Regions from separate parts of the Mus musculus genome. Here region 2 is linked to region 1. Evidence: chromatin contacts called from ENCODE Hi-C or POLR2A ChIA-PET data. All regions are on one chromosome and are shown on one strand. Each heading gives the region's core, a stretch centred on a gene start or an enhancer-like site at or near the end of the contact. The rest is flanking DNA. Distances are from core to core; before and after follow the strand shown.

What was found. Hi-C counts contacts between places; a loop is a spot of excess contacts on that map. ChIA-PET counts read pairs that join two places held with the same protein, here RNA polymerase II (POLR2A).
Region 2: a map of left cerebral cortex shows a loop between it and region 1 (2.1-fold over the local background). The contact joins the promoter of Dync2li1 here to the promoter of Plekhh2 in region 1. A Hi-C loop is called at or near these places in 1 of 37 maps with a recorded cell type or tissue (left cerebral cortex). POLR2A ChIA-PET finds 5 or more read pairs at or near these places in 1 of 5 experiments (Patski).

The regions. Positions count from the first base shown.
Region 1 is chr17:84,510,240-84,514,678 of GRCm38, forward strand. It overlaps Plekhh2 (pleckstrin homology domain containing, family H (with MyTH4 domain) member 2), which reads left to right and starts at 1,656. Exons shown (of 30, transcript NM_177606.4): 1 at 1,656-1,725.
Region 2 is chr17:84,624,914-84,629,089 of GRCm38, forward strand. Dync2li1 (dynein cytoplasmic 2 light intermediate chain 1) reads left to right here and starts at 1,562. Exons shown (of 13, transcript NM_172256.2): 1 at 1,562-1,663; 2 at 3,372-3,489. The coding sequence starts at 1,656.

The DNA of each region.
Region 1 (4,439 bases), core at 406-2,905:
TTTGGTTTTGTTTTCTACGGCCAGAAAAAGGAAGCTACTGCACCTTTAAAAAAAATCATAGCCAAATTCAGTTTGTCATGTTTCTAGAAAAAGGTGACTGTAAGTAAATATTGGCTGAGCCTTACAAAGATGGCAGTCATGTTGAGAAAGCTGCTTTTTATGACTGAACGTATTCACTCAGCTCACTAGTCTATTTAGTGTTTCTGACTCACAAACGGAAGTGATTCTATTTTGGCATCCTCCGTCTTTCTCTTGTTGGGTCTCTGCTGACTTGCTGTGCTAAATTATGCAAGTTACTTTAACTGTTGATTTAACTCCCGCATGCTCTGTAAAATGAGCCCAGTCCAGCCTGCTTGTTTGCCAAGGCTGTTTGGAGACAATTTTTCATATGCTATGCATCATCAGCTCCCACAGAAGGCAGAAAGAATTTGATGTGTGGGGGTTGTCTGGGATCCAGTCCAAAATTAGTGCTCATCTGGAAGAAACATGGACGCCTGGTGCTTGCTTGCTGGCCTTATTTGTTTTCACTTAGGGCTTTCCCTCTAAGGAACTTTGCAAAATTTATCACTTTAGTATTTTTTATATATATATATAAGGTTGGCTTTTTCTTTTGTAAAAAGACTGAAGTGGGAAAAGCCTTCTGATGCCTTCTATTAGTGAACTGTGTATCAAAGAGAGCAATTTGTCTGACCTAGTTTGATGACCTGGGGAAGGATTACCTCTAACATCCAGAATTTGTCCCTCTCCTCCCACTCCCCTCCCCTTCCCTCCCCTTCCCTCCCCTCTCCTCCCTCTCCCCTCTCTCTGGTCCCTTAACAACTCCCAAGACTGGCCTCTTTAGGCCCCTGCTTGGGATGTGAAATCCAACCAGATTTATCATTCATGTGCTCACGCAATATGCTTTTGTGCGATTTGCAAAAGAACATAACAGCTCCTCCCTTTGAAATGCTTGCTGGCCTACAGTGGCAATAGTAGGTCAGGCAAACGTGTGCACTCACTCCAAGAGAGGCAAAAAACCGGACGTTCTGAGGGCAAAAAACGGGAGCAGAGGTTTCCACTATGTGGGGCAGTCTGGAGACTCACTGGGCTGAGAGGAGAGATAGAACTTTTAAAGGTGGGAAGGAAACAGCATGTCAATGCTCCCAGCTGGATTCCTCAGACCTCAGACCACAGTCACCCGAGGTGTGAGCAGCAGCTGTAAAAACTAAACTTGCACAACTACGAGGGAGGTTTTTCAGGCTACACACGGAATCCGTTCTTGGCCATTTAAACCCAACCTGGAAGACAATAAAGGCCTTGGCAAAGTGCACACTTACACTAGTTAATGTAGAAAGACAGACTGGCCAGAGGAGAGAGTTCACGCCTAGAGACAATGCAACAGGATGGTCCATAGGTCCAATCGAGGCAAAAGGAATGGAAAAGAGGTGACTAAGTGCTTCATCAGGCCTTAAAATCTAGGTGTGGGGAAGGCAGTGGGAATACCTCTTGGGTCAGGGCTCTTTACTCCGAGGGGCACCGGGAGGAGCTAGAGTTATAAACACCTCCTCCAGTGACGCCAGGTGGTCGGCTGCGTCTTCCGATTAGCTACTCCGGCCGCCAATCCCGCAGGAGGCGGCGCTGTCCCGGCCGCTCGGAGCTCCGAGTGCGGTCGGCGCGGGCTGAGAGCCGGGGAAGCCGGCGGAGCCGGGTGACTGGCGAGCCGGAACATCAGGCGCCGCCGCAGAGGTAGGCAGGTGGGCAGAGCGCGGGGTCCAGCGTCCTCGGGGACCGAGCCTCCCGGGTTCCTTACCCCGGGAACCAGGGCGTCCTGGGTTGCCGGCGAGGAAGGGGTCGGCGGGGTCGGCGGAGTGGGACAGGGATGCAGCGCAGGACGCCTCGCGCCCTGGCTCGGCCGGGTCCCGGGTCGCCCGCAGGAGCTGGCTGGGGACGGCTCTACGTTCCTCGGGCTCCTGTGACGTTCTGTTAGAAAAGCAGGGCCCCTGGCTTGTGGTACCGCTGGGGGTCGTCGGGTAGGGGAGCTGCGGGGCAGCCCCGCGTCCCCGCGCGCCTTGGGTCCCATCGGCGATGCAACAGTTCGGCCTGCGCTTCTGATGAGCCGTGCTTTGAGGGGACCCCGGGACCACAGTTCTCCAGCTTTTCATTTTTAACACCTCTGCTTGCCCGACCGCCCGACGCCAGAGCGCCCTAAGGTGACATACCCCGAAACGAATCTGTCCCCGGAGGAGTTGAGGCACCCTGCCTTGCAAAAACTCTCCTCTAGCCCGGCTACCTGAGGGTCACTGGCTTCTTTGTGAAAGTTCCAGTCTTTGCAAGCCTGGACCTCATAGGCTGTGTGTGTGTGTCCAGGAGGAGTGTGGAGGAGAAGGCTGTTCTGGGCAGTGCCGCTGAAGGGCAGGCATGCCCCAAGTAGGGCTAGGTGCTAAGGTTCTTTGAACAAGCATGCTTCAGCCTAGTTAAAGACATCTTTTCTGCATTGGGGGTAGGCAGGACATAACCTACAACCCAACTGTTCTAAAGAATATATAGGCTTTAGGGGATTATCTAAATTCCATCAGTGTGAGTCTAGGTAGTAACTTTCCTTCTTCCCTCCCTCGCTCTTTCCCTCTCTCCCTTCCTCCCTTCCCAGGACTTTAGTCTTTTCAAACCTCTCCCACCCCCTTTTAGGAGCTGGAAAAGAAACAGGAAGTCAGAGATTCAGAGAAAAGAGCGTTCACTCCACAACTATAAACAGTTTATTTTGTGCCAGTAAATATTTCCGAAGTCACTGGAAGTCTTTGGAAAACCTCAGTTTTTGTCTGCCCCCTGCAGAGAAGGTAGATCCCCTTAGAGTTCAAAACTTAGAGAGGACATTTTTAGAAGTGGAAGCCATACAGTCCTGTCACTAGGGACGTTGAAAGTGTTGAGAATTCCCATTCTTAGCCAGCCAAGGTGGAGCTCTGCTGGGTTACAGCTGCCTTCTACCTAGATACAGAATTACAGAGGGACCCAGGACGCCTCTTGTCTGGACCTTGAGCTATCACAAAACCAAACTGAAGTCTTGAATTTCTTTTTATTATGACCTGGTTGTTGGGCACCAAAGATGTCAGATGCATGTTTGGTCATCTTTAAGCTTTTCTACTTCATCATAAAAATGTATAATTACAACAACTAAAGACAAATAGATGTAGTTAACTTTGAATTTTCTTGTATTGTTACCTAGGTATCTCTACCTGGCAAAGTGTAAGAGATATGTACTGTACTTTTCGTAGTTGGGGTTAACAGTTACTTCTCTATTATTTGAGTTATTGGTGAGATTCCTGGCAGGGATAACAACTAATAATAAATGGTTAAATCTGTAAATGTGTTCTTAGTATATATCCATTTTTGTTTGTATATATTCTTTTTAATTGGGATATAATTCACAAATCATAAAATCGACCCTTTGACAGGGGATTGGGGCATATTTGCGCAGTTATCACTATCCAGTTAGAGAATAGTGTCTTCCTGCCCACTAAGAAACTCTAGTCCAGTGCTTCTCAACCTGTGGGTCGAGACCTTTTTGGAGTAGAATAACCCTTTCTCAGAGGTCACTTAAAACAATCAGAAAACACATGTATGTTATGATTCATAACAGTAGCAAAACTGTAGTTATAAGTAGCACACCACACGAAGCCCGTCTCGGGCCAGTTCACCCCATAGCTGCTGCTGTTCCTTGGTGGTTACCCCTTAGTACCGCTCTCTCCAAGATCCTGCTGCAGCAACCGCGTCGTGCCAGACCTCACCCAACTTGTCCCCAAGAACACTTCAGTCCTTGTGCTTCTACTGCACAAGGCTCAGCTGTTCACCCTGACACCTTCATGCCTTCAAAACCATCTGGGTGACTCTATACATTACCAAGTTTGTCCGCCAGCATGAGATGCAGCCTTGGCTTTCTCTGGACCACAGCTTCTGTGCGCTGACTCTGAGGACATATTCCCAGTAAAATTTACCTCAGTATTGCTGGTCTCTAAATCGCTGGTAAAATCTCAGCTCTAGCTAACCAGCATTGATTGCCCAGGTAAAGCAAAGGTCTTACTTCAGGGGCTCTGGTCCCTTCTATCAGGCTGATTCTTCAACCCCAGCTGTCCAGATTCTTAAACCAAAGTATCGAATGATCCCAATAAAGTTTTTAAGGTACTCTGTTAGTGGCAACTTGTAATTTTTTGTTGCGGTTTTCCTCCTTAGCCCAGCTAGCTCCCAAATAATTGAGACTGCACTATTCTATTTCTTTAACAAGCTTTAAGGGCACACCAGCCAGGCAATATCACTCTATTTTAATCCTCTCAGCTAATCTGGATACTTCCTAGTCAGAATCCCAGTGATGCTTGCATTTTAGCACCGATCTGGCGATCTGGGCTCTTCATGTTTTCTCATGGTGTCTCCTTGACTCTCCCCTTGTGGAATCCCCACTTTCTCTCTTT
Region 2 (4,176 bases), core at 312-2,811, 110 kb after region 1:
CTGGCAAGTCGTGCCTAGGAAATGACATTAGCCACCGTAACTGTTATCACAATGGTTGTTAATACCTACCTGACTTCCTAAACAGCATGCTAAACCCAGGAACAGATTGTAAACCCAGAATCCCAAGTCATTACAGTAACAGGAGTTCACAGGCCACCGGCTGGCTAGCACCAGAGCGCAGAGGGCAATGAGTGAGGAGTGTTCGGCTGTCTTTGAAAACGTCCTTCCTCCACTGAACACCTTCGCCTCAGACCTTCTGACCTGACTCTTTCCTACACTTTGCTTCATTTCCAGGAATATACTCCTTCTGTCTCTACATTCAAATCTGCCAATAGGGCTGAGGTGGTAACTCGTGGTGCAAGGCACCTGCCTGGCTTGCAGGAGACCTTGGATTCATTCAACCTTCTGCATGCTAGGAACTGAATCTCAGCTCATCTTATTCCAAACCCCAATGTTCTTATACGTCCCACCATAGAAACTGAACCCAAAGGCTTGGAGAGAATTTCCTTCAGACATTCAGGGATCTGGGACCTGGGTCTATTCAACATTCAGAACAGGTCAAATAGCAAGCCTGTCATGAATGCTTTGTCAACTGCTTCAGCTGTGGTCACTTTGTACCTTTCCTACAATAGCTTGCTTTCCCTGAGTTATGATTACAATTAGCTGTGTCCATCTATTTTAAAAGGGTTTGTATCTCATGTCTTACTCTGTATTGCCCAGAGCAATACTCTATATAAGTTTGTGGGGATTCCTGCCTATGTATAAAGAGCCCACAAAGTTCAAACAAATATAAGCCCTCCTGCATAAAACAAATTAAGTATGTAGGAGAACACATACTTCATTGACTTATTAATAAATCCACTGCTTCATAAAACATCATACATCCAAATGTTCAGAAAACTGGACAAAGCTGGGCAGTGGTGGTACATGCCTTTAATCCCAGCACTTGGAAGGCAGAGGCAGGCAGATTTCTGAGTTCGAGGCCAGCCTGGTCTACAGAGTGAGCTCCAGAACAGCCAGGGCTACACAGAGAAACCCTGTCGAAGAAGAAGAAGAAGAAGAAGAAGAAGAAGAAGAAGAAGAAGAAGAAGGGGGAGGGGGAGGGGGAGGGGGAGGGGGAAGAAGAAGAAGGAGGAGGAGGAGGAGGAGGAGGAGGAGGAGGAGGAGAAAACTGGGCAAAAAGTTTGCACACCTTGTTCCTTGTTTTGATTTTAACAGTTGAAATTTTTTCCTCCTATGTTTTATTAGGTAACTGCCCAACATTGTTTCAGCTTCCAAATCATGGCACTAGAGGAAAAAAGTAACGATAAGAGAGCAGAGGCTCCTGGCATGCAGTCTGCACTCCGTATAACTAAAAACAAAAACAAAAACAAACAAAACCTTCAAGCCCCCAACATTTTCATTCCAGATGCACAAGCATGCTCACCATATCATCTGGCATCCTAGGGCTTGATGCTGAATACGGAGAAGTAAGCCGAAGGTGGAGAACTACACTTCCCATGAGGCTGCTCTTTGGGACGCAACCTCGGCCGTGACGTCGTTGCCATGGCAACCGAGGAGCCTGCATTCTCTGGCCCAACTAGGTGTTTGCAGCCTGCCTGGGTCAGGGTTGTTCCTCACGCGGAGCCCAGGAACTCTGGGGCGGCGCAGCCACCATGCCCAGGTATTGCTGAACCGGCCTGCGGGGCTCTCACGACCTGCCCTCTTTCCCACCAGAATAGGGAAGGGATACGGAAGGTTGGAGCAGAGGTACCCAGCCCTGGCGCTGTGGGCGATGCGGAGCTGGTCGGAGCAGTAGTACCTCGCTGTCACCACCCTCCATCCCTATCCCACCCTCCTACTCAACCCCCTCAACCCCTCCCTCCCTCCCCGCTCCCCGCCCCCCCCCGACCTATAACTTGAGGATTCTGTCACAAACTAGAAAAAAAAGCGACTTGAAAAGATCTTCAACTCCATCCATTCGCTGATTGCAGTGAAGTGTTTCAGATAGCCACATGCTGTTGCGGGCCAGGGCATGGTGGTGAACCAGACCACAGAGCCTTCTCCCCAGGGGCCCCTGCCTGGTGTCACAGGGCTTCTGTACCTTGGAGGAAAGTGTAACATCTCCTTGAAGGCGCAGAGTTGGGGGTCTTGATGGCTTATGAAATACACTTGAACATTTATCTCTACCAGGTTCCTTTAAAGTACCCGAACCTCCCTCCGAATGGCCTACAAAGATGTCAGGGAGAGGGCCAAGGGTCCACCAGGGCGCAGTATGATCCACTTTGTGGATCAGAGGCACAAGCTGCGGTAGAGTTTATGAAGTTCCGGGCTGGAATTGAGTCAGCTTAGGTTACTGTAGTGAAACTGTGAGTGCGGGGGTTTTGTTTCTTTGTTTGGGTTTTGGCAGATTGAAGAACCCTTTCCTTTCCCTGGGTACTTGAGAAACAGAGAACCATATTTTGGGGGACTGGTGTGTAAACAGAGCAAGCAGAATCCTCGGCCTGTGAAATAAGAGTTCAGATCATTCGGGATTTCGATTTTGACTTTGTCTTCCTGTTTTGACATTTTAAAACACTCCCGTTTTGTTTGTGGGGTTCTGGGAATTGAGCAGGCACGGTAACGGCTTAGACTTTATCACCAGCCCTGATTCAGGTTCTAGTCTGGTAATAATTATAGGCCATCAATAGCTTTTGTGGTTTAAAACTAAATGAACAGTGACAATGTAACAATCACTGTGGCCCCCAAAGCAGATATTCTTTTTTTTTTTTATTGACATTTCAGAGACAATAGATTTGAACTAGAGGATTAGCATAGAGGCTTGCATGCATTAGTTGCTCAACAAATACTTGGTGAGGGCTGGAAGATGGCCCAGTGCATAAAGTCCTTGATGTTCAAGCATGAGGACCTGAGCTGGTAAACCTAAGGTGCGGGACCCATGTCTGTAAACTCGGGACTTAGGAGGAGGGGTGGAGACAGGCGGGTCCCTAGAGCTTGAGGACAGCTAGCCTACCCCAAGAGGGCAAATAGGCATGCTGTCATTCTCTTTGCTCTTGGCTGTGGGTGTGACTGTCTGGCTGAGGCAAACTGCTGTGGCCTTAACCTACCGACGCACCGTGACTCCTGGATATATGAGGAAAATAAATCCTTGCCTTGTTGCGGTGTTTGCTCACAGCAGAGGAATGGATGCTAGGGCGCTCTGTCAGTACTCTTCACGAGCCGTTTCCAAGTGAAGATAGTTAGAAAAAAAGTCCTCTAGTGTTTTACCTAGCTATTGACTATCAAGAAATAGTATTTTTATAAATCTTACTGAAATAAAATTTCTCTGCGGGAGATAAATATCTCTAAGGATTCCTTTTGTTTCTGTGCCATTTGTCTTTCTACTTATGCAGTGAAACTCTCTGGGAAATCGCAAAAGCTGAGGTAGAGAAACGGAGAAGTCATGGGAGCGAAGGGGACGGAGCTGAAATCGGAGAAAAATCTGTTTTCTTCATTGGCAGTAAAAACGGGGTAATGCTTTTAATAGTTTTCAGTCTTCACAATGTAGCGATTGCCTTAATATATTGATAAAATTTACATATTCTAAACTCTTTAATCAAATGTCCACCCTGATTTAGCATAAACTAGAAAGGGCTTATCGTTGATCGGGGGTAAGTTATAATCGTGAACAGAATGTCTGGAAGACTTTCAACTATTTTTATGTCATAATTTGACACAGTTGTGCCTTCTGCTTTGATTGCATAGAAAGGCCAGGGTCCTCTGAGTCAGCCCCTCAGTAAGTCAGTCTCTTAATGGCTGTCACACTGCGGACTCAGTGACTTCACTTTTAGGAATCTGTAGGAAGGATGACTGACTTGTGTTAGTGATGTTATGAGAGACTTAGTCGTCGTCGTGAGAGGTGTGAGGAGAATGAAATGGCACTCCGCATCCTCTGTGAGGTCAATTGAGTGCATGGAAAACGTGGGATGTGGACACCCAGCAAGAGTGGGTGTGTCATGCCCATGCACAGAATTCCTGCGTGTGAGGAGGGGCTGCTAGCAACATTGTCCACAAAGGATCAAGGCTTGTGAGCCTCCAGACGCTACAGCCTGTGTAGCATCGGGCTGGCTTCTCTTTGGGGTTAAAGTTACTATTCATTCTCTGACCGTCTTGCTTACACATGAGGCCACTGACAGGCAGCTTACAGAAACTAAGTTC